Regions from separate parts of the Homo sapiens genome. Here region 1 is linked to region 2. Evidence: read pairs that join two places in POLR2A ChIA-PET (ENCODE). Cell type or tissue: MCF 10A. All regions are shown on one strand. Links, peaks and the distances in the headings refer to the core of each region. The heading gives the core; the rest is flanking DNA. Region 1 overlaps MAML1 (mastermind like transcriptional coactivator 1). Region 2 holds the start of SQSTM1 (sequestosome 1).

What was found. Peaks named below come from ENCODE experiments on the same cell type or tissue, not always from the same donor. Only the 100,000 strongest peaks of a DNase experiment are listed, where the experiment ranks them.
Region 1: POLR2A ChIA-PET joins it to region 2 with 15 read pairs; 12 of 35 experiments call an interaction of 5 or more read pairs at or near these places.

The regions. Positions count from the first base shown.
Region 1 is chr5:179,759,726-179,769,257 of GRCh38, forward strand. MAML1 (mastermind like transcriptional coactivator 1) reads left to right here. Exons shown (of 5, transcript NM_014757.5): 2 at 5,601-7,016; 3 at 9,125-9,364. Among named protein-coding and RNA genes, the nearest start is that of LTC4S, 29 kb to the right of the region's middle. RefSeq lists an enhancer at 523-602. In MCF 10A, for the core only: a CTCF peak has its summit at 3,600 (motif pointing right); DNase peaks (open chromatin) are centred at 3,626, 5,356 and 5,876.
Region 2 is chr5:179,816,301-179,825,832 of GRCh38, forward strand. It overlaps SQSTM1 (sequestosome 1), which reads left to right and starts at 4,605. Exons shown (of 8, transcript NM_003900.5): 1 at 4,605-4,841; 2 at 6,658-6,753; 3 at 7,558-7,787; 4 at 7,882-8,023; 5 at 8,846-8,926. The coding sequence starts at 4,637. RefSeq lists silencers at 382-831, 2,930-3,109, 4,410-4,659, 4,770-5,029, 5,040-5,219 and 1 more and enhancers at 1,975-2,684, 2,387-3,586, 2,640-2,939, 3,340-3,499, 4,107-4,816 and 2 more. In MCF 10A, for the core only: a CTCF peak has its summit at 4,759; DNase peaks (open chromatin) are centred at 2,821, 3,401, 3,541, 5,501 and 2 weaker places.

The sequences.
Region 1 (9,532 bases), core at 1,623-6,622, 58 kb before region 2:
AACTTCTGATGTTGTAAGTCCTACCCTCACGTGGAGTCCCAGTGAGCCACGCTGGTGGAGTCCCTCTGACTCTGATGAGGAACACAGGTTGGGAGGGCAGGATCTCAACACATGGTTAAAATAATTCAAGTGAGAGATATGTGTGTTAATGAATGGAGAGAAGTGGGTGGGTTCAAGAAATATTAAGGAGGTAGACTCTACAGGACTTGGGTACCAGTTGTATGTAGGGACTAAGGAGGAGCGGGAGGGAGGCTGGTTTCTGGTTTATGTGACAGGGCGGCTGGTAGTGACAGTCTTATGTGGGAACAGAGGAAAGGAAACAGGACTGGGGAGAGGCTGGCCTCAGCTTTGGACAGATGTCATCTGAGTCATCACTCAAGTGGACAGGGGCTCAGTAGGTCTTCGGATAGACAGAAGTAAGAGCTCTGCAGAGGTGGGGCATCAGATGGCACATTTATTCACAGACACTTATCAAGTGCTGGGCACTGTCGAAGGCACTGGGGTCTCTGCTTGGCATTCTAGTGTCGGGTTAGGCCCTGACACTAGATGAGTGCCTCTGGTGAGGGGATCAGCAAGAAAGTACTATGGTGTGGGTGGTAGGTGATGTGGATGATGGAGGAGATAAGCCACCTGAATTAGAAGCTGAGTCATCCCCAGAAAAGTTAGAGGGAAGAGGTGCTCTGGGCAAAGAGAAGAGCAGGTGCAGAGGCCCCAGGCAGCACTGAGCAGGCACATTTGAGAAGCTATAAGCTGTAAGCCAGCCGCATGACCCCAGCATGCTGCACAGCAGGGAGGGCTATGAGGGAAGTTGGAAGGGACAAGGGCTGAGTGGATCAGCGTTTGGTTCCCAGACAGTTGGGTTTATTTGAGTGTGATGTTCAGTCATGGGAATTTGAAGGCATGGGAATGTGTGAAATCTCTCAGGTAGACTATGTAGAGTAAAAGGGGGAGAGGACTGTACTATTTGATAGAAGGGCAGGAGAAGGGGAGACTTCTCAAAGGATACTAGAAACAACCAACCATAAAAGCAGAAGAGGATACAAGAAAAGTGGTAAAGAAAAAGGGAACTTTAAAGATGGAAGCAGGCCGGGCGCAGTGGCTCATGCCTGTAATCCCAGCACTTTGGGAGGCCGAGGTGGGCAGATCACAAGGTCAGGAGATCGAGACCATCCTGGCTAACACAGTGAAACCCCGTCTCTACTAAAAATACAAAAACAAAGTTAGCCGGGCGTGGTGGCAGGCGCCTGTAGTCCAGCTACTTGGGAGGCTGAGGCAGGAGAATGGCATGAACCCGGGAGGTGGAGCTTGCAGTGAGCCGAGATCGCGCCACTGCACTCCAGCCTGGGTGACAGAGCGAGTCTCCGTCTCAAAAAAAAGATGGAAGGAGGCCAGGTGCAATGGCTCACACCTGTAATCCCAGCACTTTAGGAGGCTGAGGCAGGAGGGTCGCTTCGGCCCAGGAGTTTGAGACTAGCCTGGACAACATAGTGAGACTCCTGTCTCCACAAAAGCAAAAAAATTAGCCAGTTATGGTGGTTCATGCCTGTGGTCCCAGCTACTCAGGAGGCTGAGGCGGGAGGATCACTTGAGCCCAGGAGTTTGAGGCTGCCATGAGCCTTGATCATCACCCATTGTACTCCAGCATGGGTGACAGAGTGAGACCCTGTCTCTTAAAAAAAATTAATAAAGGGCTGGGTGAGGTGCCTCACACCTGTAATCCCAGCACTTTGGGAGGCCGAGGTGAGCGGATCACCTGAGGTCAGGAGTTTGAGACCAGCTGGCCAACATGGCGAAACCCCATCTCTACTAAAAATACAAAATTAGCTGGACATGGTGGTGCACGCCTGTAATCCCCGCTGCTCGAGAGACTGAGGCAGGAGAGTCACTTGAACCTGGGAGGCAGAGGTTGCAGTGAGCCGAGATTGCACCATTGCACTCCAGCCTGGGCAACAAGAGTGAAACTCCGTCTCAATAATAATAATAAAGATGAATTATTAAGTGGCAGATGATAAGAGGGAGAGGAAGGGAGTGCAGGGAGAGAGGGAAAGGAAGGACTGAAAATATGGCCTATGTGTAACAGTAGGAAGATCATTGCTGGCCTTGGAGAAAGCAGTTCTCAACTCCTCCCTTCCTTTTCCCCACATCCCATTGATTTCCAGATTGGCCAGGAATGTAATCCATATTGCCATAGATCAAGGTGCTGGCTCTAAGGGGTGGGAACTGGTGGAGTTTGGCTGACAGGAAGATGATAGAAGAGGTAAAAAAGAGGAGGCAGGAGGAAAAGCAAATTTCCTGATGAGTAGGGCTAGAAAGGGGCATTGGCTGCCAGTGTGTAAGGAGCACTCATGAAAGAACCACGCGTGTCTTCAGCAGCTGTGTCTGTCAGCTCAGAGTGGAAGCATGTAGGTATTGTCATTTTTTGGTGAGTTTGGCCACAAAGCATTCTGGGAGTGCAGCGGTGGGTGGTTGAAGAAGGAGGAAGTGGAGATAGGCAAAGGATTATCCTTCCTATAAGGCTAGTGCATGGTGGGTGAGAGACTGACAGGATGCTGCTTAGGAGTCCAAAAGGTGTGGCCAGCTCCAGCTTGATTCAGAGCAGTGGTGGTATCCTGGAGCTCCTCTCCCAGAGCAGAGGATGGCAGGTGGCGCCTGGAGAGTGTGGCCTCCCAGCGAGGGAGCTGGCACAGGCTAGGATGGGACTTAGGTCAGCGGGGTGTCTTGGTGGAAGGCTGAGCACACGTGGTTCTCCAGCCGACCACGAGCATCTGATCATATTATCTCCCAGGACTGGGTCCTCCTGGAACCCTGTACACTGCAGAAACTCTTCAGTAGTTACAACAGGAACCTTTGAGCTGAGCACCCAGAAGTACCAGATGTGCTGGAGCAGGCTCCTGTATTTATACGTGGCAGCCAGTCTAGTATTGCTTTATAGCACCTTCTGTGTCTGTTCTTACATAACTTTTAATCTGTTCAGGCTGTTTGCCCATCTCTATTGTGATTCTTTGAGTTCAGGCTCCAAGGCTCACTCATCCTTGCCCTGCATATCAGACACTCCTGCAAATGCTCAGGGCTTAAAAATCTGCCGGGGCCACCACATTACACACTCCTATCCCCGTCTACGTTATTCCAGTTAAATTTTGTGAGTAGTTGACAAAATGCCCTACTGTTTCCTTTGGTTAAAAGCAATAGGTATTACAAAATTCAGTTGTTACATTGGAACTTGTCTGCAGCTGTTTGCATGTGAATATTGAATGAGGGAGTGGTAGCTTTTGTAATTGTTAGGGCAAAGAAAGATTCTGTTTCTAATCTGAGACAACCAGCTGACTCATCAAGTGCCTTGACCCTTTAGATTTCCATCTTTCTTTTTCCCCTAGGAAGATGGAAAACTGAGCTCCCAGGTTTACAGATAGCCCAGACCTGGCACTGTGGAACAAAAGAAAATGGTAGAAAAGATGAAAATCAAGGAAATGTTAGCAACTAATTTTTATTTCCTCTGACCATTTAAATGGGTATGAATTTACCTTCCACAAGGAAAACTTTTCAAATAATGGCTTTTTATAAAGGGTCTATTTTATGTGCGTGGTTCCCTTCCACCCCTAGGTGGCAGGAGAAAGCAGAAGAACCTGCATGAAAGTAAAGCAAACGTCCTGCAGCTGTGGGGCGGTGTTCTGAATCCTAGGATTGTTGCTTACCTCTGCCCTGCAGTTCCATTTGTCAGGCATTCCTGCGATTTTTTTTTTTTTTCAGACCGACTTAGTTACCCATATATGGATTTTTAAAAATACTGACTTGGCTAGGATTTATAGAGCACTGTGTAGTCAGCTTTAACAGTTAAGAAATAAGCAAATCTTGATGTGGGGAAAAGAAGAACAGGAACATTAGAATTGGGGATTAGAGGTTGAGAAAATGGTCCTCCCTGGTGTCCAGTGGGTAATCTGCTGTTGAGAACTGATGCCCGTGGAGTTGCCCCAGGCAGGACGCCCAGGCCAGGGCACTTCACCTGGGCCCCTGGGGTTGGTGTGGAGAGTCAGGTGGCCTTTCTCTGCAGCCGGAGAAGCTAGCACAGGGGGCTCCCCGTCTCCTCTGAATCCTGTCTAAAGATAATAATGAGGGCTGTTACTTGGAACATTTTCTAATAACATGCTATAGATGCTTAGGGTTTATGGGAAGGGGGGATGGTACTGGGGGTGGGGGATAAAGGACAAAAACGTAATAAAGTAAACACAGGAAAGGAGCAGCATGTGTTTGGAAGCTGAGCATAGGCACTCCCTCTGAGCAGTGGAGTTGAGTCCTGACTGCAGCACATGCAGGTGAGGAAGCAGTAGAAGGAGTCCGTCTTCTGTCCCCTTCCCATCCCTTCTGACATGTTCTTATCTTGAAATCGCCGCCCCTGAACTCCCAGGGTACTTACTGTGTGCTGCTCTCACTCTGTAGCCCTGTCTGTGTATGTCCCATGTCCTGAAAGCCCACCCGAGGAGGAGCTGTCTTCTTTGTCTTTATGTTCCCCACAGCACTTGTCTCTGGCACAAGGCAGAATCTTAATAACTTCAGTGGCATGAATCCATCGAGGAGCAGATGGGAAGCAGAGTCACAGTGTCACACCAGACAGATTATGTTCAAGCAAATAGTCCCAATAAGAAGTAGTGAGGGGCCGGCCGGGCGCAGTGGCTCACACCTGTAATCCCAGCCCTTTGGGAGACTGAGGTGGGCAAATCACCTGAGGTCTGGAGTTCAAGACCAGTCTGACCAACATGGAGAAACCCCGTCTCTACTAAAAATACAAAATTAGCTGGGCATGGTGGCACATGCCTGTAATCCCAGCTACTCTGGAGGCTGAGGCAGGAGAATGGCTTGAACCCTGGAGGCGGAGGTTGCTGTGAGCCAAGATCACGCCATTGCACTCCAGCCTGGGCAACAAGAGCGAAACTCTGTCTCAAAAAAAAAAAAAGTGAGGGGCTGGGCACAGTGGCTCATGCCTGTAATCCCAGCACTTTGGGAGGCTGAGACGGGTGAATCACTTGAGGCCAGGAGTTTGTGACCAGCCTGGCCAACATGGTGAAACCCCGTCCCTACCAAAAAATACCGGAAGTTAGCCAGGCACAGTGGTGCACATCTGTAATCCCAGCTACTTGGGAGGTTGAGGCATGAGAATTGATTGAACTCAGGAGACGGAGGTTGCAGTTAGCTGAGATTGTGCCACCGCACTCCACCCAGCCTGGCGGCAGAGCAAGGCTCCATCTCAAAACATATATATATATATAATATATATATGTGTGTGTGTGTGTGTGTGTGTGTACTCTCTGGCATTTTTTTGTTGGCTCCATTCTTGGGCATACCGCCAGACGAGATGGCTGTGGGCAGCCTCATGCCTGTCTCCTGCAGAAAGAGGACTGCAGAAGCACTTTAGCTAGACATCAGTTCTGACTGGCCAGGTATAGGACCGTCAGGGAAAATGGAGGTGTGTCCCCAGAAATGGGAGTGTACACTATGCAAGCAGAACCCACTGGCGAGCATTGCAGGGACATCAGCCCTTGGCTTGTTACTGTCATAGCAGAGCAAATTCATATGTATCTTAAGTCATTCTTTTCAATGTTTTTCAGCATCTTCATGATACAGTTAAGAGGAATCTTGACAGCGCCACTTCCCCTCAGAATGGCGATCAACAGAATGGCTACGGGGACCTCTTTCCTGGGCATAAGAAGACTCGCCGGGAGGCCCCTCTGGGAGTTGCCATCTCTTCCAATGGACTGCCTCCAGCCTCCCCCCTCGGTCAGTCTGACAAGCCTTCTGGAGCCGACGCCCTGCAGTCCAGTGGGAAGCACTCTCTGGGGCTAGACTCTCTCAACAAAAAGCGTCTGGCTGACTCCAGCCTTCACTTGAATGGAGGCAGTAACCCCAGTGAGTCATTTCCTCTGAGCCTGAATAAAGAACTGAAGCAGGAGCCTGTCGAAGACCTGCCTTGCATGATCACTGGGACTGTCGGCTCCATATCGCAAAGCAACCTCATGCCAGACCTCAACCTTAACGAGCAGGAGTGGAAGGAGCTCATCGAGGAGCTGAACAGGTCGGTGCCCGATGAAGACATGAAGGACCTGTTTAATGAGGACTTCGAGGAGAAGAAGGACCCAGAGTCTTCTGGCTCTGCCACACAAACCCCCTTGGCACAGGACATTAATATTAAGACGGAATTCTCTCCAGCAGCCTTTGAGCAAGAACAGTTAGGCTCTCCACAAGTGAGGGCCGGGTCTGCAGGGCAGACCTTTCTGGGGCCTTCCTCTGCCCCTGTGAGTACAGATTCCCCCAGCCTAGGGGGCTCCCAAACCTTATTCCACACCTCTGGTCAGCCCCGGGCGGACAATCCCAGTCCAAACCTGATGCCGGCATCAGCCCAGGCCCAGAACGCACAAAGAGCCCTTGCAGGTGTGGTATTGCCCAGTCAGGGCCCAGGAGGGGCCTCAGAGCTGTCCTCTGCCCACCAGCTCCAGCAGATCGCTGCCAAGCAGAAGCGCGAGCAGATGCTCCAGAACCCACAGCAGGCCACCCCGGCACCAGCCCCGGGCCAGATGTCCACATGGCAGCAGACGGGGCCCTCCCACAGTTCCTTAGATGTCCCTTACCCCATGGAGAAGCCTGCCAGCCCTTCCAGCTACAAGCAAGACTTCACTAACTCCAAACTGCTCATGATGCCTAGTGTGAATAAGAGTTCCCCTCGGCCCGGAGGCCCCTACCTCCAGCCCAGCCATGTGAACCTGCTGAGTCACCAGCCACCGAGTAACTTGAATCAGAACTCCGCGAATAACCAGGGGTCTGTGCTGGACTACGGCAATACAAAACCCCTTTCTCATTACAAAGCGGACTGTGGGCAAGGCAGCCCGGGGTCTGGCCAGAGCAAGCCAGCCCTGATGGCTTATCTTCCCCAGCAGCTGTCCCATATAAGTCACGAGCAGAACTCCCTGTTTCTGATGAAGCCAAAGCCAGGAAATATGCCTTTCCGATCACTGGTTCCACCTGGCCAGGTAAGTATGAGCCTTTGCTTTCTGTTCCTCTGCTGCAGACACTTCAGTGAGGTTACTCACTACTTTGGATGTTAATTGGATCCGAGGTAGTTGTGGGAAGAGGGAGGAGGGAATAGCTGCTGTCATCCTTGCTCCTCTTGGGAGTGGAAATTTATAAAATAAACCAGGGTTGATTGTTAATAAAAAATAGGGTAAAGTTCCCTGGCATAGCTTGATTATTAACTGCACGAAGGTTTCAGGAATCACCTGCATTTAGTCCACTGTCTCTTTCGTGCCGTAGGATTTAAATTAAGTAATTTGCGACTGTGTTTTGCAGATAAACATTACGTTTCACGTGCTTCTTAGAGGCTTGGCTTTTTTTTTTTTTTTTTTTTTTTACTACCTTTCAGATCTCCATGTACAAAATTCCCTAATTTTTGGTAAGCTTATAACATTGTAGGCATGTGCTGCTTCCCAGCACAGCTCAGCTCTGTGCTTACTTCATCATGGTTCTAAAGCCCGGTAGCATCAAATGGAAAATGGCCCTTCGGGTTGTTTCCTGTTTTCCGCTAGTGCAGATAAGCCTGCAGTGAACGTGAATTTGTAATACATGCTAAAATTTTGCAAATTAAAAAGCCCAGTGCCGGTAATATCATGAGGAAATAGACACACTCCTGTATTGATGAGAGTGTGTAAATGAGCTCACTGCTTTTGGGAAGTCATTTGACATTATGTATTTTTCACATGCTGTAAAATGTTCATATGCATTGACACACTATATACCCGACAAGTTGATCTAAAGAAATAATCCAAAATAAAAGAAAAAGTTATATCCAAGATATTCATTGTGTGGTTATTTCTAATAGCCAAAAACTGTAAGCCATTTAAGCATCTCCCAGTGCTGATAATTCCACTTACTTCAGCCAGTAAGATGTCTCACGCCGTTCAGCACCCCCTGAAGAGAGGCTCAGCTGCACACAGTGAGGGTGCTTGCCATCTGGGTAGCACTTTGCAACTTACGAAGCACTCTCAGTAGTTCTTAAGCTTCTGGTGATTAGAGTGAAGAAATTATACCAGAATCTTAGAATGAATAACTAGAAAGGAGCTCAACAATTTGAACTGGTTTAAATAATGATTGCTTTTTGCCTATCTTCTGCTAAGTTCCCCTTTTCTTCTAAGTGTCAGTAATGACGGGATAATATTGTGGTGGCCTTTGACATGACTCTCACTTGTGGTCTATATATTGACAGAGAATATCTGTTAAAGTTCTCATTGATTCTCAGTATTTTTTGAGGATGGGTATTTGACAAAAGCTAAGCAGTCTCTTCCAGTAAAATGCTTGCGCAGATGTACAGTTTCGGGTCGTTCAGGGATAGCCCGAAATCCAAGGTTTATGCACATGGGACAGAGTGGTCTCCATTGACCAAAGCCCCCTTCAAAGTGTTCTTCCCCTAGGCCGGGTGCAGTGGCTCATGCCTGTAATCCCAGCACTTTGAGAGGCCGAGGTGGGTGGAGCACCTGAGGTCGGGAGTTCGAGACCAGCGTGACCAACATGGAGAAACCCCCATCTCTACTAAAAATACAAAATTAGCCAGGTGTGGTGGCACATGCCTCTAATCCCAGCTACTCAGGAGGCTGAGGCAGGGGAATCGCTTGAATTCGGGAGGCAGAGGTTGCGGTGAGCCAAGATCGTGCCATTGCACTCCAGCCTGGGCAACAAGAGCGAAACTCCGTCTGAAAAAAAACAAAAAGTATTCTTCCCCTATTGGCCCGCTCTGCACTCAGATGTCCTGATAAGTGAGCATTTCTAAGCCTCGATTGCTTACTGGAACTATTGTGTGCAAATATGAAAGCTTACATATGCTTAACGTAAAACCATACCTTTGTCACTGGTGAATCACTGGGAGTAAAACTAACACCTATGGAGTAATTGTTCGTTGCTAGGCGCCTGTATGCTCAGATGTCATCACTTTTGGTCTGTGCTCCAGCCCTGTGGGATGGTTGTTATTCGAGGTCAGAAGGGAAGCAGAGACTTGGCTTCAAGAGAGTGAACCTTGAATTCACTGGATGGAGCTTATTTGGTCTGATCAGAGCTTAGAGACTTCACAGTCCCCTATCTGTGTTGACAGGAGCAGAACCCTTCCAGTGTCCCTGTGCAAGCCCAGGCTACCAGTGTTGGGACCCAGCCGCCTGCCGTGTCCGTGGCCAGCTCCCACAACAGCTCCCCCTATCTCAGCAGCCAGCAACAGGCCGCTGTAATGAAGCAGCATCAGTTGCTTTTGGACCAACAGAAACAAAGGGAGCAGCAGCAAAAGCATTTACAGCAACAGCAGTTCCTTCAGAGGCAACAGCACCTTCTCGCGGAACAGGTAAAAAGAAAAGTGGAAGGAAACCACCGCTTCCCACCTTTGCCTGCACCCTGCGTCACTGCTACAGTCACACCTTCTGCTTGTGCGTGTGGATTTGCGCAGACTTGCGTGCCTGTTGTTAGAGTGCTTTGCCTTTTAAAAACATCTTTCCAGGAATGTGGCATTTCT
Region 2 (9,532 bases), core at 2,563-7,562:
GCCACGCCCAACTAATTTTTTTAATTTTTAGTACAGATGGGGTTTCACTCTGTTGGCCAGGCTGGTCTCGAACTCCTGACCTCGTGATCCGCCCACCTCGGCCTCCCAGTGCTGGGACTACAGGTGTGAGCCACCGCGCCTGGCCTCTTCCAGAAGGTTTTCGATGGCAGCAGGTGGAGGGGAGCGAGAGGGCCATCGCTCCTGCTGCAAGGGCAGCCCCTCCACGGGATCCCACACTCCTGACCCGTTCAGTATAGACGGGGTACTCCCGGTGCGGCCTGTCACCGCTCTGTCTGGCGCTGGCGCTCCTAGAGAAGGCCATGCCGACCTCTCCCCCACCTCGCTCCAGATTCCCCTTCTTGAGCTGCTTTTCCCACAGTCCCCCCAGGCGCCACTGAGAGCCTCCCGTCTTCGATGGGCTTGGGGCGCCTGGACCCTTCCGGGGTCACTTTGCCGTCTTCCTCCAGCCCCCCTCCCTACTCCTTGTCGCCGCCCCCCCGTCTTTTCAGGACCTTGCGCACTCAGGCTGGCCCTATGCTTTGGGGTACCCCAGCAGTGCCCCCGGGTCTCCGGCCACCCGGTGACGGAGGGAGGGAGAGGCTGGCGAGGGGGCGGCGCCTTAGGTCCCAGCGCGACCCGCCTCTCAGCCCCTCCCGCCGGCTACAGCCGCGCGGGACGGGGCAGGGACCTCGAGAACACCGGGGACTTGCGGGCCGGTGGCCCCGGGCAGGCCACTTCTGACGCGGGTGCGAGGCCTTCCGCGGGCGTGCACGGTTGGGCCGGAGCCGCGCCGGGGGCCGGGACACGCCTGGGGTCAGCGCTGGCGTCGCCGCTCGGGTGGGGTGGGCCGGGTTCGGGTCCAGTCTCCTCCCCACGGGCGGCCCGCGCCCCGTCTTCCAGTGACCCCCACATCCCTTGCGCCCCGAGCTGGAACTTCGGCAGGTTCTGCCCCGGGCCGCGCGCGCTTTCTGGGGACCAGGGCTGTGGTTCCTGCTCCGCGTCGTGCCTTTAGACACCGCCGGGCGTTCGTCCTCCATCCCTCCCCCCTTTTCCCCACTCCGCGGTTGACGAGGGCCGCCCCCAAGTGGCCATGTCCCCCGGCATGGACGACCCCTCAGTGCCCCTGAGGGCCCAGGGTCTCGCCCCCGTCCCGAGGCAGGCCATGTTTGAATTTATTTGGAGAAATTCGCCCAGCCCAGGGGACCTCTTTCTGCAGCTCTGGCCTTCCAGTAGGAGAGGGTCCCTGGGGCTCTCAGGCCTGACAACTTGGCATCACTGAATTCTCTAACCATGTCTGTCCATGACTTGAACTCCTTTTCTTTTAGAAAGATCTTTGCAAACCCCTTGTGGGCGTGCCCCTCCCATGGCCCCCGTGCCTCTTGCCTGGGCTTTGGGCTTGTCTGAAAGGGCTAAAAGGGGGTGATGCCTGGCCGGGCGGGTGGCTCACGCCTGCAGTCCCAGCACTTTGGGAGGCCGAGGTGGGCGGATCACCTGAAGTCAGGAGTTCAAGACCATCCTGGCCAACATAGTGAAACCCATCTCTACTAAAAATACAAAAATTAGCAAGGCTTGGTGGCAGGCACCTGTAGTCCCAGCTACTTGGGAGGCTGAGGCAGGAGCAGGAGAATTGCTTGAACCTGGGAGGCAGAGGTTGCAGTGAGCTGAGATCGTGCCACTGCACTTCAGCCTGGGTGACAGAGAGAGACTGTCTCAAAAAAAAAAAAAAAAAAAAAAAAAAAAGTGATGTCCAGTGCCTGGGGATTTTTCCTAGGGAGTGGTCAAGGAAGGCCCCGCTGAGGAGGAGACATTTAGGGTGGGAAGTTGCCATGTAGGGCAGGAGTGGAAAGGGTTTTGGACCAGAGGGAGAGCCAGGGAAAAGTCACCAGGTAGAATGAGCTGGCATGATTAGGAAGATGGCAAGGGAGGGCTGTGGCCCTCCCATGTGAGTGGAAGGGAGTGGCTGCAGCGCAGAAGGCCTGGAGGCCCCCGCACAGACCAGGACCTCTGTAGAGGAACTCATCCCCTGTGTCCCCTGTGATTGTCAATCTCCCTAAAGATGGCCCAGAGCAGTGCGGCCTGAATCCCTCAGTGGCCTTGTCTCTGGCTGCCCCAGCACCCACGCGGACACTTGACTCCACGCCCCAAAGAAAAGAAGCGAACCTGGGAACACCACTGCCAAGGCATAGGATTATTTGGGAGGGGGGAAGGGGGAACTGAGGAGGTGGTTACAACATGCTGGGCAGCAACAGACAGAACCAGACCACCCCTGTGGCTGCCCCGGCTGGTCTCCTGGGACCACTGGGCGCTTGGCTCAGGCCTCTCCTGCCCTCCCCACTCTTCCACCTCAGCCCCCCTGCAGTCTCTGTCCTGCCCTGACCCCCCAGCTTACAGCCCCAAAAGCAGCTAAACAACTCGCACACCCACGGGGCATCGCCTGGGAGGGCAGCCCAAATCCTTCCACTTCAGCCCCATTTGAAAGATGAGGAAATGAGAGGCTGGTCCATAGTGGGTCTCGCGGCTCAGGTGCCGAGCCTTCCCTGGGCATGCACGCCGGGCCCTGGAGGGTGGGAAGGGGCCAGTGGACGCGGGGAGCCTGCGGGGTGGGACTGCATCGGGAAAGGGGAAGGAGTCAGAGGCGAGAAGGGGGAGAGTGTCTGTCTGGCTCCAGCCGCTGCACGCTCTTCCTGCTCAGGGGACTCACGGTGACCCCGGAGCCACTCCCCAGCCCAGCCTCCAGGTAAGAGGTCACTGAGATGGGTGGCAGCAGGGGCCGGGGATCCCCCTATTACGACAGCGGTCATGGGACGCTGACTCACTGCCGGCCAGACCACCTGACCTCCGCGGCGGGAGGAGAGGGCCCTGCCAGGGGGTTCCCGCCGCGCCTTGTTTACCTCCGGGAGGCCTCGGCCTCGCGTGGGGGCAGGGCGGCCGCTGGGGCCGCAAGGCGTGCGGGGAAGGGCCAGAGCCGGGTGTCCACCCCAGCTTCCCAAAGACTCCCTCTTCTGTGCTTCCTTCTCCCCTCCCCGCCCCCCCCCCAGTCTCTTCACATGCCCCTAGCCCCCGCGGAAACTTCCCGCGATCCCAAACGGGCCAAATGGCGAGAAAGCAAAGGAGCTCCTTCTTGGGGGTGAGTGGGGCGCCTTGAGCGCTTCCTCAAAGCTATGTTCCCAGAGCCACAGGCCTTCCTTGTGTCCCTCACCCTGCTCAGACCGGGCCATAGCCGGGGGCTGGGGCAGGAAAGCCGGCCCTCGGCGGGGGCCACGTGGCTCTCAGGCGCCTGGGCTGCTGAGTCACGCTTGGCCAGCACCTGTCTGTAGGCCACAGCCTCTGCCAGCACGCCCCTCTGTGTCCCCTGCCCCTGTCTGCAAGGCAGTGGCTCCAGCAGGCCCTGGGGCATTTTCCACTCTCCACCGCCGGATGCAGGGAGAGGCCTGAACCCTCTCCACAGGGCTGCTCTGGGCAGGGTGGAAGCCTTGCCCACTTCGGAGCCCTCCGGGAAGGATCATTCACACCTGTGGACCAGCCCCTGCTGTGCGCACACCCACACATCACCTTCGCACCTGACTGGCCCCATCCAGCCACTCTTGCCTCCCTCTGGGTTTCCTCCCCTGGGAGGTTTCTCCAGCTCCTGCAAGCCCTGGGCTGAAATGGCATGAGTTGGACCCAGCAGGTTCTGACCTCCTACTCACAGGACCTTGCCTGGGAGGCTCCAGAGGGTGACCACTCGTCCTGCCCCTCTCCTTGCCCCAGTTCTGGCGGACAGGTTACTCTGGTGGCATAAAGCAGTGTTTCTTCCTTCCTAGCTGAGGAGGCTGTTGGCTGACCCCCTTGGCTGCCCACAAGGCCAACGGGCCTGAGCCCCCACAGGGCCATGGGCATTACCTGCTGAATTGAGGAGCCCATAAGGAGTCACTTGGACCACAGTGAACACTTGGCGACCACTGACACTCAGGAGACCTTAGCTGGTCCTCCAGCACCTCTCAACTCCACTCCTACTAAACTGGGAACTTCTCTGGTGCTCAGGCCAGAGTCGGGGTCCGTCACCGAGTATGCTATGCGCTGCCCATCACCGAGGATGCCATGCGCTGTAAGAGGGCTGCCACCGCGGCAGGCTGACCATGGCAGGGTCGGAACAGCAACCTGAGAGCCAGCTTGTTCTGGCCAGCAGTGCCCACTGGGCGACCTAGCAGCCTCCTGATATGGGGGCTGTGTCCCCCTCTCCCTGCACTGGGTACCCCCAACTGAGGATATTGCTGAGTCATGGCCAGGCCCAAGCCTGGGAGGGGCGAGGGGCTGGACCCCCGCCAGTACCCTGATCCCAGGTGCAGAGGCTGGAGCCCAGGCCTGTATGAGTGCCAGGGCCGGTTTCCTGGGGTCCTTGGTGCACCGGGGCAATGAAGAGAGGGGTCAGCAATGAGGGGGCCGGGAGACCTGGAGCGAGGGGTAGCGGGGAAGGGGAGAGTAGTGAAGGGGCCTCTGCAGGGCGGCTCTCGCGCCGCGACGACGGTGGCGGGGGCGGGGAGGGCGCGAGAGACTCCGCCCCTCTCGAGGCGGGGCGGGGCCTCCGCGTTCGCTACAAAAGCCGCGCGGCGGCTGCGACCGGGACGGCCCGTTTTCCGCCAGCTCGCCGCTCGCTATGGCGTCGCTCACCGTGAAGGCCTACCTTCTGGGCAAGGAGGACGCGGCGCGCGAGATTCGCCGCTTCAGCTTCTGCTGCAGCCCCGAGCCTGAGGCGGAAGCCGAGGCTGCGGCGGGTCCGGGACCCTGCGAGCGGCTGCTGAGCCGGGTGGCCGCCCTGTTCCCCGCGCTGCGGCCTGGCGGCTTCCAGGCGCACTACCGCGGTGAGCGGGCCGGGGAGCGGCGGGGGCGGTGACGCAGGCCGGACACGGCCTCCTGCCGCGGGGTGGCTGCCCCCTCCCTTCTCGGCGACGCCTGGCGGGCCGTGAGGGGGTCTGCGCTGGCTGCTCCCTGGATGGCGGTGGCCTGCATGGGTCCCCAGTTCGGCCATGGGAGCCGGCCTGGTGACTGGAGTGGTGACCAAGGCCGGGACCCGCTGCTCAGCGTCGGCCCCCTGGGGCGGTGGAGCCCTGCCGGCCGGGGGCTCGAGCCTGGGGGCGTCAGACGCCCCGCTCCACCCCCCGCGCTGTTGGGGATTTTGGCAAGGACGCGCCGGGGCGAACGCTCTGGCTCTCCGCGGGCACTGGGTGGTCAGGCGGGCACTCGGGTTACACTGACACCTTGCTGCGCCAGGTGGTGGGTTCAGATAATGCCCTGGAGGAGCCGGGCGAGCGCCGGCGAGGGGAGGGAGTGACGCGGGTAAACAAGCGCGGGGGTGCGGGGGACTCGCGAGCGCCGCGACAGCGCCTGGGAGAAGGGCACGGATCGCCGGCGGAACGCTCCGAGCCAGGTCGAGTACAGATGTTTTCCCATTGGCAAGTGGACGAGAACGTTCTTCAGAAGTGTTGGTGTTGGCACAGAAGCCCTGTTTCCTGCTGCGCTGGTGTGACCAGTGGCTGCTGGGGGTGGGGTTAGGGAGGTGGTTGTGGCCAGGAGGGCGGGAGGTGGCCAAGGCCGGCCCCTGGGAGGGTGCAGTGCTAGGACCTCCCTCTGGAGCGCTGCCAGCATACCAGGCCCTCTCCTATTCTTAAAAAAAAAAAAATTGTGATGTTATTGAGCTGTAACTGAAATAAGGGTTCACCCATTTAGTGTACAAGTCAGTGGTTTTCACTATTTTCATAGGTTTGTGGACCATATTCAGTGTGAGAGCTTTTCATCACCTTATAAACGCCATACATACCTTTTATCACCCTCTTATCCACATGCCCCCAGCAACCTCCTTTCTGTATCTATTCATCTTGCAATCCTGGACATTTCATGTAAATAGAATCAGACAATGTAGTCTTGCAAGTGGTTTCTTTCACTTAGTGTAATGTGTTCAGTGTTGTGGCACATATCAGAACTAGTTTTTTTTGGAGGAATAATATTCTGTTGTGTGGACAGGCCATGTTTTGTTTACCTGTTCATTAGTTGACAGACATTTGGGTTGTTTGCATCTTTGGGTGCCTCACCTGTGCCCTCGGTGGATGGCGTGGTTTGGTCTGCACAGCTGTGCTTTAAAGCCATTTCAGCTCATATGTATCTGTCACAAATGGAGACTACATACAAATACGTGTCTTTCAGCTTTGTTAGGGAAGGAAGCAGGCAGATGCCCTTGTCTTCTCCTTTACTCCCAAGCCACTAGAAGTCTAAGGCCTTTGTGGGGCTGGGCCCCTCAGGAGCAGGTCACAGGCAGGGATCTCCCACAGTTGAAGACGGACATGGGCCTGGTCGGATGGGGAATGAGGTGGCACGTTTCTGAAAAGGCAGCTGGCCCAAGGCTAAATAAGTGCAGCAGCCAAAGCTGCTGCCCCTGTGCACAGGCCCTCCGCCCCCTGCATGTGGCTGTGGTCCAGGGCCCAGGTCGGAGCACTCACCTTCCAGGAGGTGCCAGAGCAAGGGGGTAGTCTTGCCTCTCACTCCTGCCCTCTGTGGCTCAAGTAGGTGTGTTTGTTTATAGCCCTGTGAGTGTCCCTTTCATACTTGCCTCAGCCCATTCCAGCAGCTTATGTCCAGCTGAGAACCCCTGGGTGCTCACGTGCTGTCTTTTAAACAATCTAGATGAGGACGGGGACTTGGTTGCCTTTTCCAGTGACGAGGAATTGACAATGGCCATGTCCTACGTGAAGGATGACATCTTCCGAATCTACATTAAAGGTAAGGGGCTGCTCTGGGGGCTGCCTGAAGCCAGCTCAGCTTGTACTCAGTTCCCTGCTGAGTAAAAAACAGGGCTCGATGTTCCACCAATGAAGGGGTCAGCAATTTGAGGGCTGTTTAAGACAGAGACATAGGCCAGGTGTGGCTCACGCCTGTAATTCCAGCACTTTGGGAGGCCGAGGCGGGCAGGTCACCTGAGGTCAGGAGTTTAAGAACAGCCTGGCCAACATGGTGAAACCTTGTCGCTACTAAAAATACAAAAATTAGCCGGGTGTGGTGGTACATGCTTCTAGTCCCAGCTACTCAGGAGGCTGAGACGAGAATCACTTAAACCTGGAGAGCGGAGGTTGCCATGAGCCGAAATCACATGACTGTACTCCAGCCTAGGCGACAAAAAAAAAAAAAAAAAAAAAAAAAAAAAAAAAAAGACATTTTAAGTGCTGTGCCTGACCTGAGAAAGAGGAGTCCATGTTCACTCTAGGGATGGGGTCTGGTGCCGTGGTGCTTGGGTTAGGGATGGGGTCTGGTGCCGTGGCGCTTGGGTGAAGGGCAAGGCCAAAGCTGTGCAGACAGGGCTCCTTGCTGCTGCTCTGCTGCCTGGGCCAAACAGACACAGGGACTGGGAACCTCCTAGCAGGTTCTTGGTGGCTCTGCTGCCCTCACCTAAGTGGCTGAATTTTGTGTGGATTCCATGCTGGAGAGCAGGGCCGGGGGCCTTGCTGGCAGTGACAGCCCCACAGTGACGACAGAGGGGGAGGACTTTAGGGGGTCCCACCCTAGCGGCTCTCTTTACCCTTCCTGTAGAGAAAAAAGAGTGCCGGCGGGACCACCGCCCACCGTGTGCTCAGGAGGCGCCCCGCAACATGGTGCACCCCAATGTGATCTGCGATGGCTGCAATGGGCCTGTGGTAGGAACCCGCTACAAGTGCAGCGTCTGCCCAGACTACGACTTGTGTAGCGTCTGCGAGGGAAAGGGCTTGCACCGGGGGCACACCAAGCTCGCATTCCCCAGCCCCTTCGGGCACCTGTCTGAGGTGAGCAGGCCCTCTGTGCAGGCCTGGGGTGGGCTCAGGGTGGCAGGAACCTTGACCCGCTCACTGCCTGCCGCTCTGCTAATTCCTCCCCCAGGGCTTCTCGCACAGCCGCTGGCTCCGGAAGGTGAAACACGGACACTTCGGGTGGCCAGGATGGGAAATGGGTCCACCAGGAAACTGGAGCCCACGTCCTCCTCGTGCAGGGGAGGCCCGCCCTGGCCCCACGGCAGAATCAGGTGAGGCTTGTGTTGGAACCTGCTTCTGATTGGTGACAGTAGTCAGGCAGCCTGTGTGCAGGGCCCTTGTGCAAAGCGTGTGTGCAAGGCAAGAATTCAGGATACCCCCCACCTTCCTGGTGCCCTACAATCACACAAGAACCCTGCAAAGTGGGGTGTATTCTCTCCATTTCCCAAATGGGGAAACTGAGGTGCCTAAGTGCCTGAGGCCACAAATTTACCTGCACAGCCCTTCCTACCTCAGGAGGCTGCCCTCTCAAGGTACCCTGAGGTGCAGGCAGGGAGGCCCTTCCAGCCCAGGGGTCTTTGATGCACTTTGTTCTCTTTTGTGATGGTTGTCAGGAAGATCAGAGCCAAAGTTGCTGAAGTCCTTTGAAACATAGTTATAAGTGAAAGACTTACCGTTAGCTTTGTAGTCTAGATTTTTGGATTCTGATTTTATTAATGTTACTGTGTCCTGTGAATCACCTCACCCTTTGGGACAAAGATGGGGATGTTTGCTTGACTTTGAGTAAATAACATATTTACTCAAGGAGGTGATCAATATTCACAGTGTACTGAGCCTGAGCCTCTGTGGGGTTGCTGAGCACCAGGGTCACAGATGAGGGGGAGATGGCACGGGAGAGTGGAGATGCTCTCTGTGCAGGGCCAGGGGGTGCAGAGTGGGAGGAAGGAGAGGGGGATGCTGAGTGGGTCACTGGACAAGATGTCCGGGTTAAAGGTCACCCGGGAACACAGGGACCTTGGCAAGAAGGTGACAGGACTGTGACAGGTATCCAAGGCATTAAAGATATCTTTATCTTATCTTTGTAAAAATCAAAGCTTCTGGTCCATCGGAGGATCCGAGTGTGAATTTCCTGAAGAACGTTGGGGAGAGTGTGGCAGCTGCCCTTAGCCCTCTGGGTGAGTGCACCTCCTTGCCCAGTGCTTCCCTAACTCAGCCTGCACTTTATGTAACTTTCACCTGGAATACTGCAAAGGAATGGGTAATTGACATGCCCTTGACACTGGTGAGGATTTGTTGCCTCAAATCAACCTTTAGTAGTGCTGGACCACGGGCAACTCAAGGTTGAATTCCCTGACAAAATTCTCGAGCTTTCTACATGGAGTGAAGTCGAATCAGCTGGCATTTGGTTGGGATAATCCCAGTGAGGGAGGGTGACCAGACTGTGGTTGCAGGTCTTGCCTGTCACCTCTGACTGCCCTCCTTTGGATGAACAATAGTCTGCAATTTCCCCTAAGCCAGGCCTTGGGATTTGGACTTTTGAGGACCTGGGTAGTAGTTAGTTGACATGCTATTTATCTTTTCCTTCTTTTAGTTTACAACCCCCAAACCTTTCTGGTGCTTCTGAGTGCTGGGCCTGCCTCAGAGCGGGGAGAAGGTGGAGGCAGGTGCTCTGGGTGACACCCGGTTCTGGTGCCTCAGGTTGCACAGTGGGTCTGTGGGGTGGGTGAAGGTGCCACCTGACCCCAGGCATGAGCTCAGGCTCTGAGACCCCTCCCTGCTGG